5 separate regions of the Mus musculus genome follow, and all the other regions are linked to region 4. Evidence: chromatin loops called from intact Hi-C (ENCODE). Cell type or tissue: heart. All regions are shown on one strand. Each heading gives the region's core, and the rest is flanking DNA. Links, peaks and the distances in the headings are about the cores only. Region 1 overlaps Limch1 (LIM and calponin homology domains 1). Region 2 overlaps Limch1 (LIM and calponin homology domains 1). Region 3 overlaps Limch1 (LIM and calponin homology domains 1). Region 4 holds the start of Limch1 (LIM and calponin homology domains 1). Region 5 overlaps Limch1 (LIM and calponin homology domains 1).

Region 1 (6,320 bases), core at 660-5,659, 52 kb before region 4:
GTGACCCAGGACAGGTTGCAATTGATGCCATCATACAAAGGATACACAAGGAAGGTAAGGCACATACACAAAGCCCCTCCCTCATGTCCATTCTTCACTACTGGGTCCAACGTGTCTCTCTCTACTACTGTATTCCCCCTCTCTTCCAAAGATCAGGCAGATCACATTTCCCCCATTTTAAAAGTGACTTTGGACAATCTCAGCTCCAGAGTAACCTGTTCAACAGCTAAGACCACCCAAGGAAAACTGTTTATTATCCCCCACAACACATTTAGAGATGACCTCCGCCCCCTACAATAGCTGACTACATGGAAGGAAGAGGAAGCCAGGCGACTATTCTTCTCTTTCATGCAGACTCACCATTTGGTGGGCAAACAGGACGAGAAGCAGAGCAGAGCCCCCGAGGACCAGACAATGAGGCCTCAATTAAAGACAAAAGCAGAAGCACGCTGGGTTCCCGGGGATGATGGATTACACCCTAACTGGGGACTGAGTTTGTTTGTACAATCGAAAGAAGGAAGGAGCCCTGTTTGGGTGAGATAACCTTCAGTCTGGCTTCTGTTTTATTTTTTTTTGCTCTGTATTTTTATAACTCAGAGTCTGCCTGAGCAGAGGTGCAAGGTCTCCCAGCAAATACTCGTCTGTGCAAATGAAGAAAAATAAATACGAGGCTGCGGCTCTGGGACAGACCCCGGCTGCCCTCTTCTTCCACTTTTTCAAGGAGACGAACACACATAGACTTCCAGAACTGTCTGACCAAAGGGGTGGTCACTGCATGGGACCAATTGAGTTCTTGCCTGGGCTGGGCAGAGGTCAGTAGGGAAGGAGGGCAGGAGCAGTCTTTCAGACAGATAAACATAAAACGGCCCATTCTCTAGACCCTTTTGGCAAAAAGAAAGCAAAAGCCATTCTTGATGTGCTTGGAGACAAACTCTCTGTGGTGCTCAAATGTACATGTGATACCACCATTCTGTGAGTGAGAAGAAAGGAAACAGGCAGACAGGCAGACCCTAGAGGGTTTGTGAAAGAAGGGTACATGGAGCAGAAATAGCAAAAGAAACTCTGAAAAACAAACAAACAAATAAACAAACGATTAAGCAGCTCCCCCTCCTACCTTTCCAAGAAATACTCAGATGTAAAATGGCTGACATCTGGTCACCATCTCTGCTCACTAAATGCTTACACATTTATCAATTCTCCCAACTTTAATTGTGTTTCTTCCTCTGCCCCTGAACTGCATCAGGCTAGAGGGATTAAAAACTAACAAAGGTTGAATGCCCTCGATCAAAATATCCAAAATGTTCTAATACCTGACACTTTCTGAGTGTCTCCAAGACAACTAGGGGAGAACTTCACTCCTGGCCACCTACAACAGGTCACATTCAGACAGCTTATCATCCCCAAATGAAAAGGGGCTCTCCTGGACTCTGTCATCTGTGATAAACAAACTTGTCTCTTATACAGAATGATTTAAGATATAGAAAATTATCTTTTTGCCTATATGTAAAGGTAGGTGTGTGTGTGTGTGTGTGTGTATGTGTAGGCTTGGGTCTTATGCTCATGTGAAAGGGCTGAGGGAGCCAGTAAACTGACTACTTGTGGGGCGAGCATGAGAACCTGAACTTGGATCTCTGGTAGCCATGTAAGAAGCCTGGCAAAGTAGTGCACATCTGTGCACATCTGTAACTTTCCCATTTAGGAGGTGCAAGGCCCTGGGGCTCACTGACCAGCCAGGGTGACAGACCTGTGCACATAAACATGCAAACATGCACACAAGATATCTATGTGTACACAGCCATACCAAAATCTGCAATCTGAAATATCTGTAGTCCCAAATGCTTCAGATAAGAGCACTCAACCTCTGATGCCACATCCATCTCCAGCCATGGGGAGCTAAGAGTTAACTGGAGTTTCACCAGAAACTTCCAGCAGGTGCTCCTCTGTGTACCAGGTGTACCAACGGATGTGTTCCCTGCTTAGCTTCTCACCTCTAATGAATATTTCAGATGAAAGGCAAACCAACATCAATTGCTCAATAGCCGTGAACTATAAACAGAATGGCCTAGATTTTTCCACTAATTTCAACAAAGCTGAAGAAGTTGTTTACACAGACCTGTCAAAGTGAACTCAGGAGTGGGGTGGCTCATCTGAACACTAATGTTTCCGTGCCAACCAAAAGTCTAAGAGGGAGAGTCCCCGGGAGGAAACGACAGAGCTGGCTGGAGGCAGCAGCAGTGTGCGCTGGGTGGGCTGTTTAGCTCCGGTCAGAAAACAATCGTTCCCAGATAGTTCCTCCACAATGCATGGAACCTTCAACAGATTGCACTAAGTGAATTGCTCTAAACACACACTGTTCATAATGGGAAACTGCCAGGTTCAAGCTCATAATAAATTTCACTAATGTTTCCTATGGTACATGACTATGTATACACACACACAGAGAAAGAAAGAACTAAGAGTAACATGAAGTTAGAGGAATCTTTGCACTCTCTCAGATTTCACAGCAGCCTCAATTCAGAGCAAAAGCATTCACACGCATTAACATATTCTTTCTCAGCCACACATCCAGTATTTAGCTGCCCAGCAACCCAAGGGCTCCAGACGGCAATGAAACTAAAAATCTAAGCGTCTGCCTATGTGAGCAGACTCCAAACAGAAAAACCTGCAGCATAAACAGTGAAGGCCAAAGCCCTGGGCTATGAGTAAGTGTCTATTTTTTAGGAATGGCAACTAAGTACCCAGGTCCACACCCACAGACACTCAAAGCTGTAGGAAGTAGCACCTGAAAGCAGGTATAATTGAGTAAACATAGTAACCAGGTGGGGCTCTGGGCACATGCATGTTATCCCAGCACTCAGGAGGCAGGAGGATTGCCACTAGTTTGAGGATATTGTAGGCTATCTTTGTCTTACCCCACTCTGAGACATGGCAGACAACAGAGATGGGGTGCTAAGAGAGAGATTCTCTGTGCACTGGAAAGCCGGGGTAAGGATTAAGACCATGAGAAAAGGACAAGAAACAGACAACAATCAAACAGCTCATGAGATCAACGTCCCTTCAGAGACACAAAGCCGTCTGAAGTCATTATCTCTGCAAATTAAAACAACTCACTCTTCATGCTGTGTTACTGTTATTTTTTTTTACTGTTATCTTTTTATGTTCAGAAAAAAAATACAGATATGTTCTTCTCAATTTAAGGATCCCTTTGTGCCAAACAATGAGTAATGTCACATTCTCTGAGCAGATATTAAGGAAAGGGACCAGGAAAGGGACTGAGACATCTGGGTGGCCAAGAAGAATTATTTTTACAGTCGAGAGACCTAATCAGGATCCAACACAGACACCCAGAGGCAAACCTAAGATGGATCTTCCTCTGCTTCCTGCCTTGCCTGTGGCATGAGAAGTGCAGATTTCCTGCAGGAAACAGAAGATGAGCGATGCCATCAGCAGTCGGCCTCTCCATCTAACACAGACAAAGCCAGGGGTTTGTTTGTTTTCGGCAAACTGGGTACCTAACAGCAGCGCAAGCCAGGAGAAGCTACAAAGTTCTACTGTGGCCTGCTGTTCCTTACCCACAATTCAAAAGCCAGGAGTAGTGGTGCACGCTTGTAATCTCAACACTTGGGAGGCAAAGGCAGGTGAATTTCTGTTAAGTCTGAGAAAGTTCCAGGCCAGACAATGTTACATAGTGAGCCCCACCCCCATCTGAAATAAACAATAAAAATATCCTGACACCTCTGAAAACCTGACCTGAACTAACCCAAGGCTGTGTGTATTGTCTTAATAATTCAATGTCTGCATTCATTATATTTCATTTCCCAAAATACCCAGTGTGTTTGAATATGAGATACTGCTATTGAAGAGGTTATATGATATATGTTCTGCACCAATTCTTGTAAGTCTAGCAAACTCTAAAATAGGTGGTACATTTCAGATAAGGACTCGTGGATCCGTTAGAAGGTTCCCTTAAATAGCCAGTGCGAATCTAAGAAACCAGCTTTGAACGTATACCTAGGTTCTTTCATTCAACTGACTCCCCCCCCCCCAAACACCCAGTTTCCTGAGAAAGGACCTCATGGTCGTCGTGGGCTGGCCTAAAACTCACAACGTAGTCCAAGCTGGGTTTATCCTCAGGATCTTCCTCCCTCCACTGGTGCCACCCTGTCTCACCTGGCATTTCAAAGCACGTGTTATACACCTGGTATTGGACTGGGTATCTGGCATACATTCAAAGGGCTGAGACTTGGTCTTTGATTTATGTGCAAAGCAAGGTGAAGACTAAGGATCACCAGAATTGCTTAGATCATCGACATGGTCTCACATTAGGAGAGAAAAAGGGAAAACAAACAAACAAACAACAACAACAAGGATTCCTGATTTTATATGCACAGGGTTAAATTTGTGAAAGTGCTTTTAACTTTATAAGAAGTATCTTAGACAATCCTATTAATTAGAGTGATAGGAGGAGGGGACAGGAGGGAAGAGACCTCCCTAGTAGCTGTAGCCCCTTCTAATTATTCTGAGGCTCAGAACACCACTCACTGAGTATCATGACCAATCAGCCACCTAGATGCCTGTGCTACATCGTGACTTCTCCAAGGTCCTCTCCACCAAGCCCCTCCAGTACCCCTCATACAAACACAGCTTTCCCAGACCACACCTGGACAGCATGTCTGCTTCTAAATGGGCTTCCCCATTCTCTGTCATCACAGGAAACTGCCCAAGATTGGGCTAATCACAGCTCCAAATAGAAACATATCTATCTATGTGGCTCTCAACGCATGCCCCTGCCTCACTCTTTCAGATTGTAAAGAAGGTAAAAACCTTTCATCTAACGTCTCTGGTGCAGAAGTAGTGATAGAACCTGCTAAGATGAAGGACTTGAGTAAAAAAAGATACAATGTTTCCATGCACTTGCCTAACAGTTCAGACAGTATTCTTACTTGATGTAGAATGTAACAATATATCAAACACAAAATGTGTTGCACATGATTTAAGATTTTATTTTATTTTATTTTATTTTATTTTATTTTATTTTGGCTGTTCAAATTACTTCTATCACATGCAGACCCAGAGGGCTTCAACTTGGTGCAGACATGCTTCATGTTCCATAATTTTTGAGATTTAAAAAGCTAATCTAGTTCATATAAAAATCTAGTCCATATAAAAAGCTGTGTTATGTAGGTAAATATGCTGACCTGAGTTTTACACTCAGTCACTTTCAATTCTGGTGACCAATGTAGAAGCAGGGTGGGTTGAGAAAAAGGAGCAAGGTAGGTGTTACTGGATGGTTTTGTGTCACCTTGACCCAAGTTAGTCATCAGAATGCAAGGAGCCTCAGTTGAGAAAATGCCTCCATGAGATCCATCTATAAGGCATTTTCTCAGTTAGTGATTAATGGAGGGAGGAGGGACAGCTCATGGTGGATGGTCCCATCCCTGAGCTGGTGGTCCTGGGTTCTACAAGAAAGCAAGCTGAGCAAGCCAGGGGAAGCAAGCCAATAACTAGCACTCCTCCATGGCTTTTGCATCAGCTCCTGCCTTCAGGTTCCTGCCCTGTGTGAGTTCCTGTCTTGACTTCCTTTGTTAATGAACAGCAATATGAAAGTGTAAACTCAATAAACCCTTTCTTTCCTCCCAACTTGCTTTTTGGTCATGGTGTTTCATCACAGCAATAGAGACCCTAATTAAAACAGCAGGGATAAAGGAGTTTAAAAAGGAGGCATGGTGGGGATAAAGGGGTAGAAAGTGGACAGACTGAAGATAATGGGTAGAGATAAACCAGTCTTAGCCAAAGCAGAAACCAAATAGAACAATGGCAGGAGATAACGACACAGGATCCATAGCCAGATTGATTATACGCTTATTAACAACCAGTGTTTCTAGAGCACATGTTGTGTGCCAGCCATTATGACAAGCACTTGGTTTGTTTCAACTCAGTACAGAGCATAGCATCCCAAACAGAAAACACAAGTCTCATTCTCACGCTACAGATAAGGAAACTGAGGCACAGAAAGCCAAAGTATGACATAGTGGTCTTGAATATGGTATTCTATAAAAGCCAGTGGAACTAATGAATTAAAGAATTAATGGCTGTCCCAGTTTCCGTTGCTATGTTAAAATAACCTAACCAGAAGCAACATTGGGAAGAAATGGGTTTATTTTAGTTTACCACTCCAGATCACAGTCCACCACTGGGGAAAGTCAAAGCAGAAACTTGAGGCAAGAGCTTGAAGTCAGGCTAATTGCTATCCCACACAGTCTTACCTCCAAACAAGGAACTCAGCTCACAGTCAAAGAAGTATGCAGGAACCATGGAGG
Region 2 (6,320 bases), core at 740-5,739, 110 kb before region 4:
TCAATTTTGAATGAACAAAGATCGATACCAAAGACCCTGACTTAGTTAGGTCTCTGTCGCTGTGATGAACACCACGAATAGAAGCAACAGAGATGAGAAAAGTGTTTATTACACCTAACAATTCTCAAGTCATACTCCACCACTGAGAGAAGTCGGGGCAGGAACTCAAGGCAGGAACCCAGGAGCAGGGACTAAAGCAGACGCTATACAAGAACGCTGCCTACTGGCTTGCCTCTTTCAGCATATTGTCGCTTTCTTCAGACACACTAGAAGAGGGTATCAGATTCCATTACAGATGGCTGTGAACCACCATGTGGTTGCTAGGAATTGAACTCAGGATCTCTGGAAGATCAGTTGGTGCTCTTAACCGCTGAGCCGTCTCTCCAGCTCCCTCAATGTGCTTTCTTATAGCACCCAGGACCACCTGCCTAGACATGTTACCACACCCAGTTACCTGGGCTTTTCCACATCAGTCATAGACTAAGAAAATGCCCCACAGGCTTGCTGAAGGTCATCTGATGGGGCATTTTTCTCAGTTGAGGTTCTGTCTGCTCAAATGACTCTAGAATGTATCAAGTTGACAATAATAATAAAAAATAATAATACTCAACACTGACACTCTTTCAACAGAAAGTATGCTGCACCCTGCCAGCTCTCAGCAGGCTGTTGATCCAAGAGAAGGCTGCGAGTCCAGATTCAGTGCCAGTGCTATCCCAGAAGGGCGGTTTAGAGCCTGTCTGTTCAGCTCAGCTCAGGGAGGCACTATACCATCTAATTACAGCTTACCTACAGATGAGCTCTGGTTCAGCTATAACACACAGAGGAGAGGGGCTGAGGGAAGGAACGCCCAAGAACAGCACCCCCTCCAAAGAGGAAATAGAAACAGCAATCTGGGGTTCCCAAGTTTTCTTTAAACAAAGACAGGCAGCAGGACACACTGACATGAGCTATGTAGAAAAGAAGTCTACATAATAAGTGACTTTTGTCTGTGACACACTACACAGTCCTGTGAGAGCCTTGCTCACAGTTGAGTGTTTAAGTCCCCAAGTGCCTATGCAGTAGAGCAGTAATGTGGCTCTACATTTAGGGAAAGGTGACTTGGAAGAGGGTAAATGATTCATAGAAGGAAGGTGGGGACTTGAACACTTCAGTTTTAGGCTCTAAAACTTCTGTCATTTTCAACCTCATCAAAAAATATTCTGAAAGATGCCAAAATAAGAGTCCACCCTATGTGATTCCATTTATCTGAAGCTTCAGAAAGAGGCCACAGCACATTATGGTGAAGGGGAGATCAGAACAGTTATAGCTGGGCAGAAGAGATATAGGCAGCACATTTTGGTTCCCAAGCTTGGGGTCTGAAGCAGGACCACAAGGAGAAGAAGGAGGAGGAAGAGGAAGAGGAAGAGGAGGAGGAGGAGGGGGGAGGAGGAAAAAGAAAAAGGTGAGAAGAGGAGAAGACGCCATGGGGTAGGTGAGTCATGAAAACATGGCCATGAGGGCTGGCTAATTGGAGTTAAGAACAGCCCAGATGGAACATGGAAAGATGTAACTCGGGGTTATTGGAAGGGAAGTAGGCAAAATAGCTTAGCGGGTAGATATCTGCCCAGCTCTAGTACTTTAACGGCTTATTATAAATATGAAAGTTGTGTGTCTTTTATCTGGGAAGTGAATGATGAAAGGCAGTATAGAAACCCCTGATTGAGGTTAAATACTTACTACAACACTCGATGACAGAGCTTTGCTCCAAAACACAAGAGAAACTGCCATCACTACCCGTTCTGGACTCAGTCAACAGCACAAGTGAAACGTACCCACACACACACACACACACACACACACACCCCAACCTGCACAAAGCAGAGCTAGTGAGGAACCCATCCTGGCCTGCTTTTAAGATGCCCTGAATTTACAGAAACACTGTGTTCACTTGCTGCAAGATGCTCTGGGTTGAGATTTCCAAGGATAGAAACCCCATTACTTGTAGCACAGTTAGACCCACATCCTTACAGTTACTGGGACACAAGTTCCCAAGTGGGGAAATTACTGGGAGCAGGACACCAGCGGGTTCTATCTCCTTATCTAATTTGCAATTACTATGGTCCCCACGATTCCCTTTGCATGTCGACGCTCACTTTCCACATATGCTCCCCGCCTATCCCAGTGGTTTCTTGTAAGATTCAACCTGTGAGTCAATCAAAAGTAAAATACTGGAGGCCAGATTTAGGAGGCAGTGGCAGGCGGATCTGTGTAGATACAAGTGCATGCCGGTCTAGAGCATGAGTGTTAGAGACCAGCCGTGGAGAGACCCTGTCTCAAAAAGAAAAAGTAAGTAAATAAAAGAAAAAAAGTCAGACTACACTGGAAGTCTTACAGACAAACTGAGTGATAGATTAAGTACAACCCTAGAATAAAACCAAGGAATGTAGGCATTACTTACTCGCAAAGGAGGATCCCATTTTCTAGTCCTGTCCGGAAGTCTTTGTCACCAAAACTTCGACCAGTGACTTGCTGGAAAAGAAAAAAAAAAAAGGAAAAGAGACATAAGTTTTTCTTTTATAACCAGGAAGTTCAGTATTAAAACAAAAACAAAAACCCACAAAAATCAAGAGCCCTGAAAAACTCATGACACTCCAAGAATAAGAAAATCTATTAACCTTGAATTCCCTTCCCGGGTGTGACTTTGCGTGGATCAGGTGAAATAAACTTAGGCCATGAAGTGTCAGCTTGTCCTGATAAGACTGTTACTTTCCAGGCTCAACTTAGCAAGTCAAGGTCATAGTGTATCTCTCCCATGGGGATGCACACACTCTCAACATAAAAAACAATAACAACACATAGAAGGAATTGCCCAAGCACAAAGACCCTGTATGTCTAATGTCAGGAGACCTAATACTATGACTGCAGACTATAGCCTGCATGCATAAATGACAGAACGGGACTGAGGGACATTTATGGTGTCTCAGGCTGTCAGCAACCATTGGCAGGGAGCAAGGTACTCAGAGTTTTATTTGTCCATTCTTTAAATACAAATGCCTGACCTGAAATATACCAAATAGGCACGTCTGTAAACATGCCCTAAAGAGACCTCTAGTACACAAAAATAGAAGTCATGTCTAATGAGCCAAAAGAAAAAAAGAAAAGGGAGCCATAAAAATACTCCAACAATGAAAAGGGCAAGGGGGGTGGTGAAAAAGAGGAGGGGAGGGAAAGGGAGGAGGGAAGGAATAGGGATGGGAGGAGGGAAGAGGAGGGGAGTAGGAAAGAGGAGAGAAGGAGGGGAGGGGAGAAAGGAGATGAGGAAGAAAGGGAAGGGGAGGCAGAAAGGAGAGGGAGAGAAAGGAAGGGGAGGGAAAAGAAGGAAGGGGAGTGGGAGAAAGGAAGGGGAGGGGAAGGAAGGAAGAAGAGGGAGAAGAGAGAAAGGAAGGGGACAGTGAACAGATAGAACACGCAGACAGGTTGAAGATTTAGTACGGACCACATCAACAATCACATTCAGTGTGAGTAGCTGAATAGCCCACAACTAAAACACAGAGATCGTGAGACTGAAGCTGAAGTTGAGTTAACCTTGAGCTGCCTACAGATGTGCTGGATGCATTGGAAGACACGCACTAACATGAGTCACAAAGTACCTGGGCCAGGCATACTAATACCATAGGAAGAAGTCTCAGAGCAGAATATAACAGCATGGATGGAGAAGCTCTTTATAACAAGGGGTTAGTTCACTGGCAAGACATCATACTGTGATCATTAATGTATTTCACCATTCACCATGTTTTTAGAAAGCCCTTCAAACTACATAAATCAAAGCAGATAGGACCACTAAGAGAGGGGGAGACAGATCATAAGTAGAGTCAGAGGTTTAAATATTTCTCTTTAACAACAGACAAAACACATAAACAGAATAATGATATAGAACACATGAGTAATACTATGGACCCAATTGGCCTAGCTGATATTTCTAGAATATTCTACCCTCCAACATTTACCAAGCCAGACCAAATTCTAGGTCATAAAATAAGTCTCAATATACTTAAAAACATCTATCCAAAATGGGTATTCTGACCACAACAGAATTCAATTCTAAATGAACATCAAAATATCTGTGGACTATACCCAAATGTTTTTAAACTAAGTAAACCAATTCCAAACAATAAAAAATTAAACATCATAGTACATTTGTAGAGAAAATAGTAACATAAATCAAAAATGTACAAAAATACTGAAGCAGGATTGGGCCGGGGGCAGGGAGGGAGAGGGATACAAAAAGCCAAAAGAGAAACAGGACATAAATTACCAGAGACTCAGGAATGGCAAATGACATCACTGCAGAGTATAAAAATATTAAAAGCACAACAAGGGACTATTATAAACAAATTTGTACCAATAAATTAAGCAACTTAGATTGCTCTGATAAATTCCTTGACGTAAGCACAATTCATACAACAGGGAAACAAATCGCCCTCTCACAAAGAAAATAACAGGGCTCAAAGGCTCACTGCTAAGTTGTACCTACCGGTTACAGAGAAACAACCTAATTCAGTACGAACTCATGCAGACGATTTTAAAAAGTGTCTCTTATGATGTGCTTACGATGGCTTGTAGTTTGCACTCTGACTAAAGACTTCTAATTAACATTCCCTTCATGACAATGCCAATCATCGATATTAAGATTAACTGCCACTACCAACAGTCCCTTTGCAGGGAACTAAGAGTCACGGCTCAGACCCTTCTAACCTCTCCCTGGATTCCAGCCAATCGAGGATTCTTAGCAATTTTCCCAACAAGGCACTGACCCTGGCATCATTCCAAGACCACATTCCAAAGGCACAAGGGCATGATGGGAAACTCAGCAGAGCAATTAAGAGGATCTGAGGCAGTGTGATGGCACACACTTTTAATCCTAGGGCTCAGGAGGCAGAGGCAAGTGGATCTCAAGGCCAGACTGGTTCTATAAAATAAGCTCCAGGTTAACCCGGGCTATGTAGTGAGACCCTGTCTATTAATATATGTGTTCGTGTGTGTGTGTGTGTGTGTGTGTGTGTGTGTGTGTGTGTGTGTGTGAACCCTTAGGTTACAGGGTGTTTGTAAAGAAAGCTGAGACTCAGGAAGATTCAGAGCCTGGTTGGGAGTAGTAGCAGATGGTCAAGAGCACTCTACCCTGTTCCTGCCCCTACTTCCCCTCATCACTTGATCTGATCATTGAAACTCCATCCTCATCCACGCCAAGCCCTTTCTTCCATATCAAGCACACCCATAAACAACTCTTTGGACATGTTCCTTATTTCCTCCATTCTGCCACCTTTCTCCAAGCCACTGTCATCTTCCATCCATTGGGCAGATCCAGCCTTCGACACGGTGACATGGTCCTGTCACTGATAAAGTTCACACTCAAGAATGTCACAATCAAGATACAGAAAAGAAAGATCTTAATATAAAATCTCAGATTTTAAGTTGTGCTCTTGTGTGGGGTCATGATGATAGATATCCTAGGCCACACATGGCCCACAGGTCATGGATTAAATATGTCTGATGGACAGTCCAGACGCTGGCACAACTACTTCTACCTGGTTTTCCATCTATTCTCAAGCACGGAGCTCCTAACCTCTAAAGGATCATCAAACCAGTATGCCTTACATTGCTTCCAAAAAATGACTCTGAATCTCATTCATCATGGTAGAAGCAAAGTTCCCACAGCTCTCTAATGGTGTTCAACACACACACAAACACACACACACACACATGCATGGGGCAGAGAGTATAGATGACATTATACTGGAATCCTATAATTTATGGACAAAAACTACCAACCACCACTATCATCTCAGAGGTGAGCCCAACGTTCATTCAAGGGAATCCTTCGAAATCCTTCGGATGGCAGTAAGTCATCAGAGCTTTCTTTGCCATCCTTCAAGAAGCCACATTGGTTTGCATCATATGCCCCCTGCTTTGTGTGCAGGGTTAATCCACTTTCATTACTAACCACAATATTTGTTGCAGGACCATGCAGAGTAAAAGTCACCAAATGACTAATTTATCAAACCCTGGTTTTCCAGGAAAAGAAAAGCCTTCATCTGCCTCCATAATTAAACCAAAGCAGAAGGCAGGGGCATTACAGCACGTCATCGCACTGTTTAGTGGGAGCAACTATTGAGGAAGCTCATCTGTATCTGATTTCCTTTCCACGGGGCCCAAAGGTAATTCTGAATAGATCTACATTCCCTGGCATTGCTCTGAATCATTCAAATTCTGAAATATGGAGACACCAGATTCAAAAGGGAAAACCACACAGCTCTTTGTGGCAACATTTTTACGACGTGTTT
Region 3 (6,320 bases), core at 836-5,835, 96 kb before region 4:
GCAGTTAACCAGACAGTTTAACTGCGGACAGGTAAGTAAATGAACATTTCAAGAAAAGGGAGAAAGGTATCCTACTTCCACAACAAGGTGTATACTACCCAAACTTATTGCACTGCTAGGTAGACTAGAAGAAGATCTAGTAAGGCTGGCCATGTGCTACTGGGTGACACGTGACAGGAGGAGAAGGAGGGAAGAGAAGGGCTTGTTTTCTCTTTGACAAACTATTGCCTGCTGCCTGTCTCTGAATATGCTATGGTACGCAATGCCTAATGTCTTGCCTAAAGCAAGATAAAGAAACAGACCAGATACCTGAATGAATATGAGGTTCATAGCACACACAACTTTTGGTCTCCTCCTACTCCTGGCACAAGCAGACCCTTAGTGATGCACAGTCACAGAGCTGTCCTATTGCAGCAGGAGGGGGCAGGGGTGAACGTCCTTCCCATCACATCTGTAGCGGGATTAAAGTATCGTTTCATGAAGGCAGGCTTTCTCACCGATTCTCTGCCTGCCTAAGAGAAAAACTGCTTACAGCATCATTTCTCAATGTGTGTTTCACAGGATCCCAGGCTCCATGGGACTGAGAGAGATTTGATGTGGAAAGGGATCCATGGCCAAATAAGTTTGGGGAATGCTCTGTTTACTTTTTCAACTCGGTGCTGACAGCATGCTCATGAGATCTTCCAATGGCGTGAAAAGCGGCATTTTCCCAGCCTGTGGACCCAAGACCTCTTTTCAAGACCAGTCTTCTGGATGGCTGGGGCCAGTGCTCTGCAGATCGGCTCAGGGACTTCTGGCTTTCGGCACAGCTGACCAACTCACAGCACAATGGCTGAAGAGTTCCCCAACCTCATAATTGCTGTGGAACCTCTGTTATCTTGGGCACACAGGCTATTTGTATTAAATGTGAACATGCCATTGCTTAGGTTTGATGCTCCCTCCAAAGGTCATGTTGAAATTGAATTGTTACTCTGAGAGTATTTGGGGATGAGACCTCTAAGAAATAATCAGATGCAGAAGTCTCCTCTGCCAGCCTGTTAGTTATCTAAGAGTGGGCTTATAATGATTCATTCTCTCTCTCTCTCTCTCTCTCTCTCTCTCTCTCTCTCTCTCTCTCTCTCTCTCAACTACTTCTTCTATCTCTGCATACTCAATTACCCTCATGTAGTGTAGTGAGTGACACAGCAAGAGAGCCCCACTGGACCATACACTTGGACTTTCCAACATCCAGAACCGTGAGAAATAAAATTCTGTTCTTTATCATTTCCCCAGGCTAGGCATTCTGTCATTAAAGCAAAGGACAGACTAAGATAGCCACCGACACAGACTCTCGTGGCCCTGAGCAAACTCTTTCAAGACATAATGGACGATTGAAAACGACACTGTGGGTGGGTGTGACAGCTAGGTGAGTAAAGGCACTTGCCATCTAACCTTATGATCTGAGTTCAATCCCTGGAGACCTACACAGTGAAAGGGAAAGAACTGTTTTTCCACAAGTTCTCTGACCACCTCACCAGCCACCCATTTATAGCAAAGATAAAGAAAGGAAACAGTGAGATGTTCAAAGGAGTCAAACAGGCAAGTGAGCATGGGACAGGAAAGAGAGGTCTTCTATAGCTCAGGGATTTGTGATAGGCGAGGCAGGAAGGGAACATACACAGAGCCAAGGAATGCTCCCCCAGGGTAAAAGCACATGACTGAATGTATGAAATTCAGATCACAGGCTGCCTAGCAATGCAGACACACACATACATTTGACTTTTTCATTAGAAAATAAGTTTTAAAACCCAGCTATGAGAACGTTGATATTAGACACAAGTAGGTGAAGTCAATCTATCTGGTCAACCTCAAGGAGGAGACACACAAAGTATTTCTTAGGTATTTGACTCAGTGATTCCCTAAACAATTTGCCTCAAATGTCAGGTGTAAAAGCCATTCCAGCAGTGTCCTTACCAGTGAACAGGTCTGGGGCCTCCCAGAGCCAGCAATCCAATTCAAAAATAATTCTGGATCTTCGGAGATCCTATTACTAAGAGGCAGAAATAGACTTTCAAGGGCTCACTTTGAAATATCAAGCATTGTTCCACCCAGCCTTTTCCACTATCTTAGAGCATTTATTAAAAGCCAGTGCAGGGTGAGTCAGCTTCTAAAAGAAAGCTTCACCGTGGATGCAGAATGCCCTTGATTCCCCACCATGGCGTAGGTGCAGTGATGATGGTAACTTTTCAAAGTCTACCCAAGTGTTGATGAAGAAAGCATTGGGCTGGGGAGATGACTCAGTGATGAGAGTGCTTGCTGCACAAGCGTAAGGGGCGGAGTCATGACCCTTGGCACCCACAGAAAGCTGGGGCTGGTGGAGCACATCCATAAACAAGCCCTGGGGCAGAAACAAGCAGGGCCCAAGAGCTCAAGGGCCAGCCAGTCTGGCTGAAATGACGGCTCCAGATTCAGTGAGAGACCCTGTCTCAGTAAATACAGAGAACATCAGTTGAGCGAGTTAGTAGACATGCACTTCTGGCCTTCACATACACACGCGAGTGCACGCTCACATCCATAGACTTGCATCCAACACAGCCAAGGTATGCTGCATAGGCTGGGAGTTTGGTTCAATAGTAGAGTGCTTTCCTAGCATGCATGAAGTACTGGGTTCTATCCTAGCATTGAGAAAATAATAAATAGTACATAAATAAAACCACACATAGTTATATGTAACTATAAGTACTGGGAAAGGGCTGCTCACATGATGGAGACACACATGGGCTGCCCTCATAACGGGGATACAAATGGGCTGCTCCCATGATAGGGACACAAATGGGCTGCTCACGTGTTGGTCCATTCTTCCTTCTACCCCTCAGTTCCCTTTTAAGAACCTCAACAGCTTGGTGGCTGTTATCCGCTAACCCAAAGTCCTGGAATTGTGCTCAAAGAGTAGACTAGTTACATGTTTTGCAAAACTATCAATAATACAATCATGGAAGAGGGTTGTCTAAACTAAAGGGAAGCTCTCTGGGAATGTGTCCCCAGCCAGGCCTTGGCCACTGTGTCGAGTGCCCATGGCTGCAAGCATGGCTGGCAGCCCACATTCAGAGTCACCTTCACCTCTCATTTTGACAAGGACATGGGAGCACTGATGGATGGGACATTCCAGAGGAAGAACACTTCAAAGGCTTTGCAAATCTATTATGGGATTAAAGATGGGGGCAGGAAATAGTGACAGATAGGAGTCAGTAGTGCAATTGTGTATTCTGGAGGGATGCAAGATCCTGTGTTCTTATGAAGGAGCAGAATAGACAAGAGTCAGTCTCTCAAATGTGAGGTTTTGTTGCCATGGCAGGGTAGTGATTTAAATATATTAGTGTCAGGGCTGGAGGGCTGGCTCAGAGGTTAAGAGCACTAACTGCTCTTCCAGAGGTCCTGAGTTCAATTCCCAGAAACCACATGATGGCTTCACAACCATTTGTCATGGGATCTGATGCCCTCTTCTTTTGTGTCTGAAAACAGCTACATCGTACTCATATACATTTAATTAATTAATTAGTCAATTAATTAAAAGTTAGGGTCCAGGTTCTACAAAGTAGAGCTTCCTGGCTTCCTACCTCATAAAACCTATGATCGTCGCCCTCTAAAGATGGAGAGGATGGCCTTTAGGTCACCAACATCTGTGGCATCCTGTTAAATGCCATGTTTGCAAAAGAGTCATGAAGAAAAATCCCCTGCCAAGTTTTCAGAAGAGCTTTAAAACCACCAGGATAGGGCCAACAAGATGGCTCAGCCGGGAAAGGCGCTTGCTATCAAGGCACAAGGCTGGAGTTCAGATCCCCAGGATACACACAGTGGATGAAGAACTGACTGCAAGCTGTTCTCTGTCCTCTACACATGCTGTGGCATGGGCTTACGTGTATGTATACACACACACACACACACACACACACACACACACACACACACAAATAAAATGTAAATACCTAGCCTGGGTTTCCTAAAGTAAGGCAATGTTTTTCAACTTGTTAACAGTAAAGACTTTTTAGGGTCTGGAGAGAGAGCTCAGAAGTTTAGAGTGCCTGCTGCTCTTGTAGGTTCAGGCCCTAGGACCCACATCGGGGCTCACAACCATCTTTAACTCCAGTTCCAGAGGATTCTACACTCTCTTCTGACCTCCTCAGGCACCAGGATCATCACATGTGCTCTTATATACACAGCAAAATCACTCACACACATAAAATAAAAATAAATTCATCTTAAAAAGGTAAGAGTCTCAGGTTGAGGACCTGGCTCAGTTGGGAGAGCATTTACCTGTCATACATGAAGCTCTAACTCCAGTCCATATAAATGGAGTCTGATAATACACATCTATGTGCACTTCTGGTAAATTCAAGGCCAGCCTGGGAAACATGAGATCCTGGCTCTCTACAACTGAGTTTCACAAATCTTCCCAGTAGATATAATCCCAGAGTGTAAAAACTGAACTGCCACACTGTTGGATAGCAATCTCTATGATTAAAAAAAAAATCTATCTTGAAGGGAAGCTCTTTAAGAAGCAGGATGTTTAGAGGAGAATCAAACAACAGGATGATCTAAGGGAGGGTGAAACACTCCATCCTGCAGGGAAGTTAGGTCAAGCTCAGGAAGTAGACAACTAAATAGCTCTAAGAAGTCCCTGAAATTGATCAGATTCACTAAACTCCTCCCTCCTGAAACAAATACAAGGAGACACTCTCAGAATGAAACAAAGACAAACTAAGCTAACTGGAAGGGGCTCAGAGCAAACGAGCTCACCAACCTGTTGAGCTGCCCTGCAGGCTGTGCAGTTGCTCCAGGTTTCAAACTTTCGGGAGTTGTCACCTAGGCTACGGTGTTCTTCTGTGATATGGCTATCTTGTAGTCATCCCAGCTCCTGTAAGGAAACCTTCACTCATACTCCTGTTAATAGCCCCAATAAAACCTAGTGGTTTGCCAAGCTGGACTTCTTAGGAATCCTTACTTTGGTCTGTTATGATTTCTTCATCTGAGTGAGTAGATTATTTGTTCACATCTCCCTAGGAATATTGTTGCATGGCACACACTGATCAAATAACAGGTGAAGGGCAGGCATAAAGCTAGGAGGACTCCCATTGCTGTCTGGAGTGTGACCACCCACTCATTCCAACTGAAGGAGAGAAAGCTAGATGCCCAATAATTCAAGGCTGCCAACCTTGCTCTAAATTTGGGATTTATAATAACTCAGATTATATAATGGTCATGTGACCCAAGTACCATTATCTAGAAACCACCGCCCCCCACCCCCCAGATGGCCAGAGGAAGAGCTCCAGAGGCAGACACGTTATCTGTATGATTCAATCCTGGCTTGCATAATCATAGTCAATGGAACAAATGAAGGTAGCGAATTTCAATTCGCTTCAAGCAATTTGGGACCAGGTCAATGTTTTAATATTGTACTACTTAATGAGCTACAAGAGGGAAGAGGGAAAGAAGGAAAAAAAAACAAACTTAAGAGACATTTTTCACTTCTCAGCGCTTCTTGGATTTTAAAAATGTGTTTTGTTTTCTGGCTGGTTTTGATTGTTTGGGAGAGTAGGGTGTTTTGTTTTGTTTTGTTTTGTTTCGTTTTGCTTTTGTGGTACTGGAGGTTGACGCCAGCTCCTCACACGCTAGGTGAGCACATTCCACCTGAATTGTATCCCCAGCCCAATGATACAACTGAGCCCAATAGAATTCCAGACCCATAAAAATAAAAACATGTAAGTTTGGGAGTTAAGCTTCCTCTATTGTATTACCATACCACAGAGCTGCCATTTGACTCTATGAAAAGCAGATGAAAAACCACTGACAAGCATCAAGAAGTGCAATATTTTGGAGTGTGGAGCCCACTAGAAATCAATGGTGCCGATATACAGTGATGGACAAAGGTGACTATTATTTGGTTTCTGAGTTCATTGGTACCCATACTTGTGATACCGACTATTCTGTGTTTCTGACACAGACAAAAGGTAGACAATGACTATCCATCACTGACCTCCTGCAAACATCATGTCTAACATGAGAACAGTAAGGACCAGGTGCTGGATCTGACTTCCTTTGTACAGGACAAGAAATCTATCAAATGAAAAACGAAATATCCTGGGCTCAACGAGACATTTATGCATTCATGTTCACAGCTGTATGACTCCCCATAGCTGAAGGATTGGAGATGGTTATTTTTAAATGTACGTATTTATACAATGGGTATTACTTAGCCGTAAAAGGGAAGGGAATTCTGACGTATGATCCAATGTGCCTGAGCCAGGAGGTTACTGTACTAAGTGGAATAGGCCAGTAAGAGG
Region 4 (6,320 bases), core at 641-5,640:
TTTGGCAGCTGAAGCAGAAGCTGGTGTTGGGGGAGGTAGGAGCCTGGCTTCTGAGCCATATTTCCTGCCCAGTAAGACGGTCTTCAAACAGTCAAGGCTACAGGCTGAGAAATTCCTTGCTAAGAACCTGTGTCCGGAAGCTTGCTCTGTGAGCCTTATTAAGAATGTAAATTCTCTAGACAGACCAACTCAAAGAAGCCCAGAACTAAAGATGCAGAGTAGTAGCAAAGTTTATTTATTAACCTGCTGCACCCAAGGGAACATTTTGGTGGGTTTTTTTTTTTTTCAGAAAAATTCCTGACTGCACAGAAAGAAAAAAATGAAAAAGGCCTGTGGGAAATTTAATCACCAATGGAACAAAACCGAAAAACAAAGCCCTCCCCAATGAGGATGTTGCCAGAGACAATGGGCCCCTAAGGGGAGATGCGATTGTCTCCTGATAAGAATCCCCACGGGAAGCGGCTCACACTAAGAAACACATTATTGCTGTATTAGCCCAGGAATCTTTGTTCAGTGGGCAACTGTGTGCAAAACCATCTGTTATGGCCCCCGGCTCCCAGTTTGCAAACGTGGCATTTACATTTCAAGAATGGGAAGGGGAAAGGGGGGGGAGTGTTGAGCACTCCCCCAATGCACACACACACACACACACACACACACACACCTTTTTACCCAGCCTGGGCTTAGGAGAGGAAACTCCCCTTTTGATGAAATCCAACTCCACTGAGGAAAGGAGATAGGCCACTTCAATTATGCACACGCAGCGTGCCTGGCAGCCTGGTCCTAAAGCCACACACACACCATTTGGGTTTTCACTGTCTTTGACTGGTTTAAAGGGCAAAGTATCAAGAGCCATTCTAAACTGTGTTTAGCGCTTAACCCGGCTCTGCTTTCTTAAACTGTCTCTTCCTTTCCTCAAGCTGATATGAAAGCTAATGTTCTACACTGTGTAATGTTTAGCCTGAAATACCAACAGGAAAAAAAAATCTTTATATATTTTGATCTATGGGGAGATGTAATAAATATGTGTACATATTCCAAAATTCACAGAGATGTGAGATTCAGATTTGCATTCTATCCTGCATGGAGTTTATACCACAATGCACTTTTAAAGGCAGGACATGTATGTCAATATTACTATAAATTACTATCAGTTACTATCAAAGAAACTGGGAATAAATCACGTGCCTATGAGAAAACAGAGGCTAATTTCCCCCCCAAAAAATTCAAGAAGTTGAAAGAAGCTGTCACACAACTCTCCACTACTGTCTCCAGTGAGCCTGTGAGCCCCAAACTCAGAGAGAACACCTGTCATGCTCCAAGCCTTCCATCAAAATAAGCCTTCCATCAAAAATAAGAGGCTAACGTCGTTTTCTCATCTGGTAGTAAGTTACATCTGGTAGTTACAAGAGACAAGCCAGCCCTGACTTTTAGTAATGGTGCCTGGTATATATTGTTTCCTTAGTTCCGTTTTTAAATAGATGGCTCCAAACGCTAAGGAGCTTTTTTGCATCCATGAAGCTGGTTGACCCTGAAAGGTGGCGGCCTGTGGCTGAGCCTTCCAGCAATAGCCTCTGCAGGCAACCCAGCAGGTTTAAATATACAGCCCTATAGTTCTATCACCCTACCAACATTGGAGACCTGGGCTGTCCCAAGGGTGGGGATGGGGTCGCTAAGCGACCATCTGAGTTCTCTGAAGCGTATTCTTGCTTGGTCACGACTTAGCTGCACACATCCTCCTTTGAACTCTCAGGCCAAGGGGGTTGCGCGCCATTTAGCCAAATTCCTCTTCTACAAGGCATTTTAAAAGGTGGTTCATAGGAATTCCAAGAGTGGATCACAAATCACCTCTCCCACTCTCGCCCTCCACGCGTCCTGAACCCAAAGACCGGATTGTTTCAGAATAGCAGGGCTACTGAGCTGCACCTGCAGATAGACATCATGAATCAGGATCACCCAGCGAGCGCTTCCTGGACTGAGCCGAGAGCTCCAGTGATTTCCTTGGCCTTCCACCGAGTCATTTAAGAAGTGAAATGTGCCAACCTGGCCCGGTACGGGGCCTGCTGCAGCCCACCCTGCGGTCTCTGGGACAACCGATAGCTGGGCAGCGTGTCTACGGATAGCGCACTCACAACTAGGTCTTGCAGGTTCCCCCCTACGCTGTGCTCTGCGCCAACCTTGCACCTGAACGGGTGCCAGAACACAGCCAAGAGGCTTGGATGGGTATGAGCCTCAGTGGTGATACTGCCAACTCTGCTCCGGAAGGGAGAAGAGAGAGGCCAAGGGAATGTGGAGCAGTGAGCGGGACACCCCGAAATGCGGCTCCCGCAAAGGGCTCTGGAAGCTCGAGCCCCTGTAGCCTTTGCAGCGCTACGGCTCGCACTGCGCTTTCCGTAGCAGCACTTGCAAACCAAGCGGAGATTGCGAGCTCCGCAGGCAGCAGGGATGAAGGCGCAGGGGACAGCCTCTTGCCCCTGGGCGCACAGCTAGACCGCAGTGTCCCCCCTGTTCACGCCCACCATCCCAGAGCCCCAACGCCAAGGGATCTCAGTCTTCCGAAGGCCGCGGAGGATGACCTGGGGAAGCTGGCCACGAAAGTGGGGGAAGGCTGGACCTGAGGTCGCTGCTCTCGGGGCAGCAGCTTGGGGCGCCCCTGCAAGGCCGCCCGCCGGTGGCGGCACCTACCTCGATCCACTTCTGTGCCTCGGCGAAGGCAGGCTCCGGAGGTGGTTCGGGCTGCAGGGGTTGAAGGACTTCCAGACCGAGAGCGGGGCAAGCCATCTGCGAAGCCCGGCGAGTACTGGAGCGCTCGGCCGCCGGGATGAGCACAGCCTCCTCCGCAGGAGCGCGCTCTCCGCCCCTTCCCGCCCGCCGCGCTCTCCAGCCGCCTTCCCCGCCCCCACCGAGCGCAGGTCCCGGAGGACAGCGGCGCGCACTGCCGGAGGACACCGTGGCCACCTCAGCCAGTGGCGCCCGGGCCCGCCGCTTCGTCCCCTCCCCCAACTAAAAATAACCTGCCAGGAGCTCCGGGCGTCCTTCCCGGGCTCATGCAAGGACCGTGGGAGGAACACGGCCCGCCACCCCGCTTGTCCTGCCTCCGGCCGGCTACTTTGGGTAGCAGGTCGAGCTGCACCTTGGGTGAAGCTGGGCGGGGAAACAGCACTACTGCGGCAGAACTGGAGGACTGACTGGCACCTGCTGTCCCTCCCAGCTACAGACCTGAGGCCTAGAGCTGCAGCTCCGGACCCAGCACTCTAAGGTGTTCACAAGGCAACCGCCAGATCTTTCTGTTAAAAGGGGAGGGACTCCCCGCAAGCTACCTGGGCCTTAGCCTGTTGACTCATTCACAGGATTTATTCAGCTCTTATTATTCTCCAACCACCAAGCTAGGAACCTAGGACTGCCGGATTGGGAATGGGGGGTGGGGTGGGGGCAGGGAGGGATAAAACAAAAACAAACAAACAAACAAACAAACAAAAACTCCTAAAATGTGTGCTGGTTAGTTTTATGTCAAGTTGACACATGTTAGAATTATCTGAAACAAGGGAACCTTAACTGAGAAAATGCGAGGGAGAGCCTAGCCCATTGTGGGTGGCACCATCCCTAGGCTGGTGGTCCTGGATTCTATAAGAAAGTAGGCTGTGCAAGCCATGAAGAGCAAGCTAGCAAGCAGCACCCTTCTATGGCCTCTGCATCAGCTCCTGCCCTGCTTGAATTCCTGTCCTAATTTCCTTTGATTAGGAACAGCGAGATAGGGAAATGTAAGCCAATACCCTTTCCTCCCCCGTTGCTTTGATAATGGTGTTTCATCACAGCAAGACACAATTCTAAGAACTTGCCTTCAAGATACGTACACTTAGACTGGGATATAGCTCAGTTGGTAGAACGCTTACCCAGCATGCAGCTCACCCTGCTTTCTGTCCCCAGCGTCATGTCCTTGGAAGTACAAGCTCATAATCCCAGCACTCACTAGGTGCAAGCAGAAGATCAGAAATTCAAAGTCATCCATTGCACAAGCCAACTTGAGCTATATGAGACACCGTTCTCTGTATGTATTTCTCTAGATATTCACAATACCGATATTCACACTGGGGAGCAGACAATAAACATGGGAATCAAAAGATGTTGTAGAATGAGCTATCTGGTAAGAGATGGCCTGTGTTGAGGAGAGAAGGTGCCAGTTGATTTTTAATAAGCTGCTCATGTTGCTCTTGAAATGGCTGCACCAGTGCATTTGGGAGGCAAGCATGCTGGGAGAGGCCTGGAGGAGGGACAAGTGGAGAAGGAAACTGGGTATTTACGCTGGTGTCTCCCTGAGGATTGACTGACACCACCACTCTAAAGCAACATATGTCTTCTTTCCTTGGGTCCTGTCTCCTCTTGACCCATTCCTCCCTTCAGGCCCAGGAATGCTAAACCCCCCTGGTTTCCCACCTTTGCCCACTTCCTTCTATCACCCCTTAGTTTTGCTCAGTCACTTCATCTGTGGCTCAGTAAGCTCAGGGTGTTGTGACAAACCTTTCCTGGGAAGACACAACCCACATGTCTACTTACACTAGGCATGGATCCTGTGGCAGATGAGATACAAGTCCAACTTGGTGAACAATGAGTTTCATTGGGTTACTTAGAGGAACGTGGGTGAGACGTTACTTACAGTCGCAGAAAGGACTCAAAGACAACTGCATCACTAAAGCTCACCCCAGCATGGGTGACAGCTCACAAAGCTGGGAACCTGGAGCTCACAGCACAGCCTGCAGGAAGCTCAACGGGTGAAGAGTACCCTTTCCAGGTGCCTCAGTTGGTCTAAACTTCTTCCAGGCAGCTCTGCTGGCCCTTGCTTCTTCTAGGCAGCTGGTCTGGTCTGATTCTTCTTTGCAGCTCAGCTTGTTGGAGAGTCTTCTTTGTTGCTTGGCTCTGCTCTTCTTAGGGGATACTCAGTGTTTATTGCTTACTCTGTCAGGTCAGGGCCTGGTGAATCTGGTCAGTTTCAGGGACTTCCTGAAGCTACTTTGAGTTGGTTACCTTCCTGCTTAAAGAGCTTCCCTGCAGGATGTAATATTGCAATCTCAGAGGAAACTTTTATGCAATACAATGTTCTTGATTGACACAAAGCCAGTGGATCTATCTCTCTGAATGGCTGCTGGTAAGAGGTCATTGAGGGTGACTAGAGGTAGGCAGGTATTTACCATAGCTAAATCTGTCATCTGTTAATAGTCTGAATTCAGTTTGGGTAGAATTCTGCCACTATAACACAGAGATATAACCCAAAACAGGCTTGAAACACAGTTCTCTGTTTGGGAGCCAGATGACTTACAGTGTATAAACTTTGAAAACTACTTATATGGCATTTGAATGGAGCAAAGCATAGGTCTCATTGCAATACAAATAGGTAACCAACCCAAACTTTATTCTAGTCCTGTTCCCATTGATATGAGAAATCCGGGGACATGAGGAAGCTAGGACATAGACTCAGACAGCCTTTCTCTAGGCCTGCTATAACAGCATGATCAACTTCCTTTCCACCCCTGTTCAGACCACCTTACATTAGTGCCTCAAGCCATCCAGCAGCATCATGGTGACTAAATACAAAAAAGACAGAATCATTTAGTCCCTAGTTAGTGCTAAATACAGGCCAGTTGACCCTTGCATCCTGCCATCCAAAACAGAGGGAGGGGAAGATATGCCAACCCAGAGCTCAAGAGGGTCACTAGCGGCAAAGAGCTAAGGGAATGCACTCCAAAGAGAATGGACCTTGTCTGCAGGAAGAAAGACACCAACATAAACACAAGAGCTCATAAAACAACTCCAGTGCACTGACATTGAACTGTCAGCATGGGCTTTAACTGAAGGAGAGGGAAAGGAATCCGGTGACCTAGATGGCACGTCTAAGTGAGTATTTAGACTCTTGACCAAGTCAGTAGGATAGTGCCCATCCATAATCCTAGCATCAGGAAGGCTAAGTCACAGGGACTGCACGTTTGGGAACAGCCTGAGATACATATTGAGGCAAGCCTGGACTACATAGCAGGACCTGAAAATAACAAAGGGTTGGAGCTGCAGTTCAGCGGTAGAGCATGTACTTAGCATGTCCAGCTCAGTGGTAGAGCATGTACTTAGCATGTCCAGCTCAGTGGTAGAGCACGTACTTAGCATGTCCAGCTCAGTGGTAGAGCATGTACTTAGCATGTCCAGCTCAGTGGTAGAGCATGTACTTAGCATGTCCAGCTCAGTGGTAGAGCATGTGCTTAGCATGCACAAGGCCCCAGGTGTAGAAGAATTATCTTCAATATAAATGTGAGCAGTGCATCATCCGGTGGTTG
Region 5 (6,320 bases), core at 911-5,910, 200 kb before region 4:
GCTACCAAAGCTCGAATTCTGTTAACTGCCATGAGCTTAGGATAGGCTTGAAAAATGCACAGAGTCTCAGCCCTACCAGCATCTTGATTTCAGTACTGTGATATTTTGAGCAAAAATCCCAGTATCATCCTATCTGGACATCTAATCCATAGACAATGTGAGGTAATAAATGGGTATTGCTGTGAGATGTTAGTTAATGGTAATTTTTGATGTGACACTAAAAATTTAACATGCTTGGGCCCTAAAGAGCAATTATAGATAGTTGTTGACCTTTCTATAGCCCATACTATGGGACCAACATCATTCCAAGGCTGCATTTATTACATTAATTTATTTAATTCCCATGCTCCTTATCCTTGAGTGACAGATGAGTGATCTGCAGCCTAGAACAATAATGCAATGGTTCAAAATTGCAATCAGCAAGAGACACAGGTTGCAAAACAGTGGGGTATGTCTGATGAGTCTAAGGTCAGTACCACAGGACAGCTGGAGCTGTGGGGAGTGAACTGATCTCAGAGGGTCTTACAGATGGAGCTAACAGGCTGCAGGAGTCAGTGGCTGGATGTCTGAGAGCTGAGTACCCAACTGGCAACTGGAAGAAGACAGTTGGGAGCAGGGCTAGAAGGAAGTCAACAGTATGCAGAAAAGATGGGAGACCAGTGGGGAGACAGGGCAGCCCCTTCTAAAGTGGAGACACCTTCATCCCAGTGTGGTTTCCATCTTAGATGAGGCTCTGGGCTTCTTGTGGAGGCAGGAAGTGCCACCATTCACAGGCCCTGCACCACTCTGCACATGGCCTCTTTTGGACAACTGTGCACTTGCCACAACTGATCTGATGCTGTCCCGTATCTGATGTTCCTGGGCATTCTCTTCTTTAGTCACTTTCCACGTTGTTTAAATAATTAAATTTAGTAGCTCATACCTAACTCCTGAGTTTTTATTTTCTCAACGATATATTTTTCACTACAAAATTTTGTCCTGGAATAAATAAATCAAGGGAAGGATAAAGTGGTAAGAAATACATCAAGTCCCTTTCAAAGGACCCAGATTTTTCAATGTATACTTGGACCATTCTGTTATTAAATTAATTGGCCAATTACTTTCCTTTTGTATGTTGGGATAGGGTCTTCTTCTATGACCCAATCTAGTCTTGAACTCCATATGTAGGCCACCCCAGCCTTGGTAATCCTCCTGCCTTGGCCTCCCAAGTGATGATATTACAAGCATGAGTTACCATGAGTAGCCAGGGAATGACTTTAATTACATCTTTTCTTTTAATAAAGTTACTTTGCCTTAAGATTTCAATTTTCATTTGCAAAGTAAATCATTTTGGATTCCTTTTCAATTCCTTTTTCAGCTAGTGTGTGTGTGTGTGTGTGTGTGTGTCTGTCTGTCTGTCTGTCTGTCTGTCTGTCTGTCAGTCTGTCTGTCCTCACCAGCATTTCTATTTCTCAATGTACTTGAGTTCATCAACACACCAGCCCATTTGCTTTCTTTCAGATCTCTCCCAGTCTCAGAACATGTACCTTTCCTCAAATTGGACCACCGGGCTTCTCAGAAAGCAAAACTCTGACGCCTTCTCCCTAGAAGAGAGGTTCTCGATCTGTGGGTCATGACCCCTTTGGCAAAACTCCGTCTCCCAAAACTTGTACATTACAATTCATAATAGCACAAAACAGTGAAAATAACTTTATGGTGGGGGGGGGGGTCACCACAACATGAAAAACTGTCAGGAAGGTTGACAACAGATGTACTAGGACTTGGGGGGTTGCCACTGTAGTGGGAGAGCTAGTCAGAGAGGCATGGTGAATGAGAGTTCTTAATTGGTGCATTTACATAAATGATTGTTAGAAAAGCACGGAGAGATAATTAAAGGGATCACTAGCCCTAGCATTCATTACATAAAAGTTGCTAGAGTCTGTCTGAAAACTGGGAAAGTACTTCGTCAACTTGACACTCGAAACACACCCGTGAATTCTTCTAACACTGGCTTCGACTTTCAAATTTTAATTACTCAAGTCAAGAGAGCAGGTTCCAGATCAGTGACTGCTTTAGCAAGGAGAAGACTGGTCTGGTGGGTTTCCTGAGGCATGCGTAACGTGGATGGCACATTTGTAGCCTCTGTAGCTGAGCATTTACCCCAGCTGCTCCTGCTCTAAGCAGCGGGACATATCCTTTACCATCCAAATAACCCTATGAATTGGGCACTACTGTCTCCATTTCCCAGATGAGCAGTGGAGGAGGCACAGAGCACCTATGCATCACACAGAGTCAACCAGCTAGGACCAGGGCCCAGCTAACTCAGCACAAACATGGAAATGGGGTCTCTCCAGAGGAACAAACTCTAAGCCCCTGAGTAGCAATTCTTTTTCCACCTCTCTGGTTTCTAGTTGTTTATGCCTATTCATCCATCCTGAAATCCCCTTTCCTTTCCATCTCTCCCTCTTTCCCTCCATACCTCCCTCCTCCTCTCCATTTTTCTCTTTCCTGCTTTGCCTCTCACCAGAACACAAGTATGTTTCTCCATCCTCCCTCCCTCCCTCCCTCCCTCCCTCCCTCCCTCCCTCCCTCCCTCCCTCTCTCCCTCCCTCCCTCCATCCCTCTCTCCCTTCCTTCCTTTTCCCTTCATCTGTCCTTCCCTTTCTTCCCCCTCTCTCTGTCCTGTCTCCTTCTGTCTCTCTCCCATTCTTTTTTGGCTCTGAAACTCTTGAAGACACCACTGGCTCCGAGGCAGCCATGTCCAAAATAAGGCATACCCCTGCTTTTTGAGTCCACATCTCAGAGGAGTAAACATACTCTTTACTGGAGAAGGCAACTGCAAACAAGGCAATGACTAGTACAGATGCCAGCTGGGCTCCAATGAGCATCCGAGTGACTTTTGGCTTGAAGAGAGTGCCTCTCAGGAAAGTAAGAAAGTGAGCCGGCAATCTCTACAGATCATCAGTGACCACAATAAAGGACAGGCCTCTGACCAGCACGCAGTCCCCTAGGACTGTGGCATCCTGGATCTCAAGCACAAACAAGAAGGTGTTCTCTCGATGCAAGTTCCCAGATGCACACATGCTCCCTGGAACACAGCGCACTATTCAGCACACGGCCTGCAAACATACAAGCTCTGTATGGCAGCCAGCAGGAACAACTTGGGCTGGAAGATTTAAATAACTGCAGGTCTGTTTCCAACTCCTTGCTGTAACCTAATGATGCTGGAGAAGAGCCAAGCCCCAGTCAGACACAAAGCCAGAAGGAAGAGCCACCCAGCCAAGAACTAACAGAGGCCAGCCACAGGAGCAGGCAGGAAGGACCATGTTCTTAATTACACAGGAGGCATCCCGTCCTTTCTCATCCGCCTCTCCTACACACTGAGATGTCTCCACGTTACAGTTTCAAGTAAAGGCCACATCTTAGAAGCTCAAGTTCAGAACGAAACCACATAACTGTCTCGATCCCATAGGAGAAATGAGAGACACAGTTTACTACAATGACTTTTATATGTAAGTCTCACTTACACAGAGCTAATGATTCCACCAAGACTTGGTAATCTTTGGGGTTGTTTTTTAGGGACTTGAAAAAATTCATTGTTATGAAAAAACTCTGGTAAGCAAAGATATATGCTTCCCCCAAATCGTACATGAGCCTTAATTGAATTTCAGACTCTAGAAGGAAAATCAAATAAGGCTATGCAGTGAAATTTAATTAGTGAGTGCATGCCTTATTTTTAAGTATACATTGGGGTTGTTTAGGGTGTATTATTAAGGTTTCCTATAACACCACTTCTAAGTGGCTCAAATAAAATTGCATGTGTACGTCTGTGTGCACGCATTTATTTTCACATGTAAAAGAGGAAGGTCACGAGGGCATAAAACAGGAATGGAGAGGAGGGATGGGTGGGGAGACCATGAATGTTTTTCTGTGTTTAGAGAGAGGAATAATTTAAATAGCAAATTATTAAGAATTGGTGAGTATAGATGGGGTCAGAAAACGCTTTTTGTAAAGGGTCAGATGGTAAATTTCCTTGGCCTTGTGGGTCATATGGTAGACTCTTAAGAGCTAATTCAGTACTGTTGTTGTAACTGGGAAGTCCACACGTGAAAGCACATGTCTGTCTTCCAATACATGACACTTACACAGGCAGACTCTGGGCTGGATTTGGCCTACAAGTGATATTTAGCTCACCATGTCCCAGTTGAAGAATATTCAGTTATCCACTTAATATTCTAACATGTTTTCTTGGAGTTTTTTAAAACTAGGAGATAATGTGGGGAAAGCTTTCAGGTTTATAAAAGTAGATTCAGTCAAGAAAGGTCGGGACTCTGTTGACAGAATCAACTTTGCAAAATTTGATGGAGAGAGGCTGTTACCTCTGAGTGGATGACTGAAAAGCCACGGGAGCACAACCAGGTGCTACTGACAGAATAACTCTGACAGACTGTAAAGGACATAAGAGTCTCAGTTAAGAGAGACTTCCCCAAAGAGCCCACTTTCACCAGGCTAGTATTAACACATGGCTTTGAGCCACTGTTTATATAACTACCATGCAGTCACTTCTTGGTTAGGCCTCGGAGTGCTCCCATCCCACTGATGTGTGAGCCTGTCCAGTGGCTGGAAATGTTTTCCAGGGCGCTACTGGAGACCCGGCCTTACACCTTCCTGGTAACTCTTGTTCTGAAGATTTTAGAGCTCTATCCCTTCTCTTCCCTCTCTAAGATGGCCCAGCTCAGGATAACCCCAAATCCCAAAGTGTAGTTGTCTGTTGCAGGTAATATACATTCATTTAAATATTTAAATGTAATGTGCTAAGTAGCTTTCTAGATATTTTTAATGGTGAATAAAACAAAATATTCCTTAATCTTCATGATCCCTTACATATTTAGATTTTTTTCAAAATCCATATAAAGAGGGGAAAGCTAGCAGAGAGGGTAAAGGCTCTTGCTGCCAGGCGTGATGACCTTGGCCTGACTTGATTCCAGGGACCTGTGTAGTGGAAGGGGAGATCAGACTCCTACAAGTTCTCTTATCTATACGTACAACCGATCAATCAATCAATCAAACAGAAACTTTAAAACCATATATATATATATATATATACATATATATATATATATATATATATATATATATAGAGAGAGAGAGAGAGAGAGAGAGAGAGAGAGAGGTCTTGTATCAAATTAGCCATGGTGAGGGAACATAGACTAAAGCACATGGCATGATGGCTTTGGTGTCTTCAGTTAAAACCACAGCCTCATTTGCATTCTGGCTGTATTCTTGGTTAGACTTCTCAACCTTTCTGATCTTCCCATCTCTAATCTGTAAGGTGGGCGATGCTATCAGCCTTGCAGATGTGGACATCATAATTACAGGAAACATACATTAAGCAGCAGAGCCCAACTGTCTGGCATCTTCCAGTCAGTCATTACAGTAGCCCCCCCCCCCCCTTATCTTCAGGTTTGCCCTCCAAGGTTTCAATTATTCCCGTAGGCAGCTATGGTCTAGAAGTATAAAAAAATCCAGAAGTAAATCATTCATACGTCTTGCTTTGCATGCTGTTCTAGATAATGTGATAAAGTGTTATGCCATGCCAATCCGTTCTGCCCAACATGCGAGTCATCCCTTTGTCCAGTGTCCTCTCTGCAGCCATCTTGGTTGTCAGATCAGTTGGAGAGCCACCACAAGTTTAAGTAATCCTCATCTTAATTAACGATTGCCCTTAAAGCACAAGCATAACAGCACTGACAATTTCATTATAGTTTATTACCATAATCGCTTACTATTAGTTGTTATTAACATCTTACTATTTTATATACTAAACTTACCATTGGTATACATGTGCCTAGTGACATTTGCATCACTATGAGAGGATGCCTAATAGACAAAGTAAAGGAGGAGAGATTTACTCCTGGTTTCAGAGATCTCAACACATGAGGGTAGAGAAGCCATGGGGTTCCTGATGGCAGGAGTATGAGTTGGAAGCTCTTGGCATTAGAGTGGTCCAGGAAGCAGACAATCAATGGCAGGCCCATACCTTTCAAAGTCCTGCCTCTTACTACCGACCTACACATCATAGAGGTACCCTTCAAAGGGTCCACAGCCTCATGAAACAGCACCACCATTTAAGCTCAAAGCATAAGCTTGTGGAAGACAGTTCAGATTCAACCAGGATTCCATGTGTTGGGTCAAGGGTTAGCTAGCAATGGACAGGGTTTGGTATCACCTGAGGTTTCAAGCATCCTCTGGGGGTCTTAGACTGTATTCCCTGCAGAGAAGTGAGGTCTCTGTAAAGAGAAGGCATTATTAGGACATTTTCGTCCACTCGAGTCAAGGAA

Evidence for each region. A loop is a pair of places that touch in the nucleus more often than their neighbours do. Peaks named below come from ENCODE experiments on the same cell type or tissue, not always from the same donor. Only the 100,000 strongest peaks of a DNase experiment are listed, where the experiment ranks them.
Region 1: a loop joins it to region 4, with 2.1 times the contacts of the local background. A loop is called at or near these places in 5 of 42 quality-filtered maps.
Region 2: a loop joins it to region 4, with 2.1 times the contacts of the local background. A loop is called at or near these places in 10 of 42 quality-filtered maps.
Region 3: it touches region 4 in a loop (2.7-fold over the local background); 8 of 42 quality-filtered maps call a loop at or near these places.
Region 5: it touches region 4 in a loop (8-fold over the local background); 4 of 42 quality-filtered maps call a loop at or near these places.

What each region holds. Positions count from the first base shown.
Region 1 is chr5:66,794,612-66,800,931 of GRCm38, reverse strand. All of the region lies in intron 1 of Limch1 (LIM and calponin homology domains 1), which reads right to left. Among named protein-coding and RNA genes, the nearest start is that of Limch1, 52 kb to the right of the region's middle. In heart, for the core only: no CTCF peak of the experiment used is centred there; no DNase peak of the experiment used is centred there; H3K4me3 peaks cover 303 bases; H3K27ac peaks cover 516 bases; H3K27me3 peaks cover 423 bases.
Region 2 is chr5:66,854,071-66,860,390 of GRCm38, reverse strand. It overlaps Limch1 (LIM and calponin homology domains 1), which reads right to left. Exons shown (of 26, transcript NM_001001980.3): 2 at 2,438-2,508. Among named protein-coding and RNA genes, the nearest start is that of Gm52776, 37 kb to the left of the region's middle. In heart, for the core only: no CTCF peak of the experiment used is centred there; no DNase peak of the experiment used is centred there.
Region 3 is chr5:66,838,913-66,845,232 of GRCm38, reverse strand. The region is part of intron 1 of Limch1 (LIM and calponin homology domains 1); the gene reads right to left. Among named protein-coding and RNA genes, the nearest start is that of Gm52776, 52 kb to the left of the region's middle. In heart, for the core only: no CTCF peak of the experiment used is centred there; a DNase peak (open chromatin) is centred at 3,072.
Region 4 is chr5:66,742,371-66,748,690 of GRCm38, reverse strand. It overlaps Limch1 (LIM and calponin homology domains 1), which reads right to left and starts at 2,802. Exons shown (of 26, transcript NM_001001980.3): 1 at 2,686-2,802. The coding sequence starts at 2,781. In heart, for the core only: a CTCF peak has its summit at 2,804; DNase peaks (open chromatin) are centred at 2,180 and 3,040; H3K4me3 peaks cover 2,609 bases; H3K27ac peaks cover 1,523 bases; H3K27me3 peaks cover 3,598 bases.
Region 5 is chr5:66,945,026-66,951,345 of GRCm38, reverse strand. All of the region lies in intron 3 of Limch1 (LIM and calponin homology domains 1), which reads right to left. Among named protein-coding and RNA genes, the nearest start is that of Gm33040, 51 kb to the left of the region's middle. In heart, for the core only: no CTCF peak of the experiment used is centred there; a DNase peak (open chromatin) is centred at 3,215.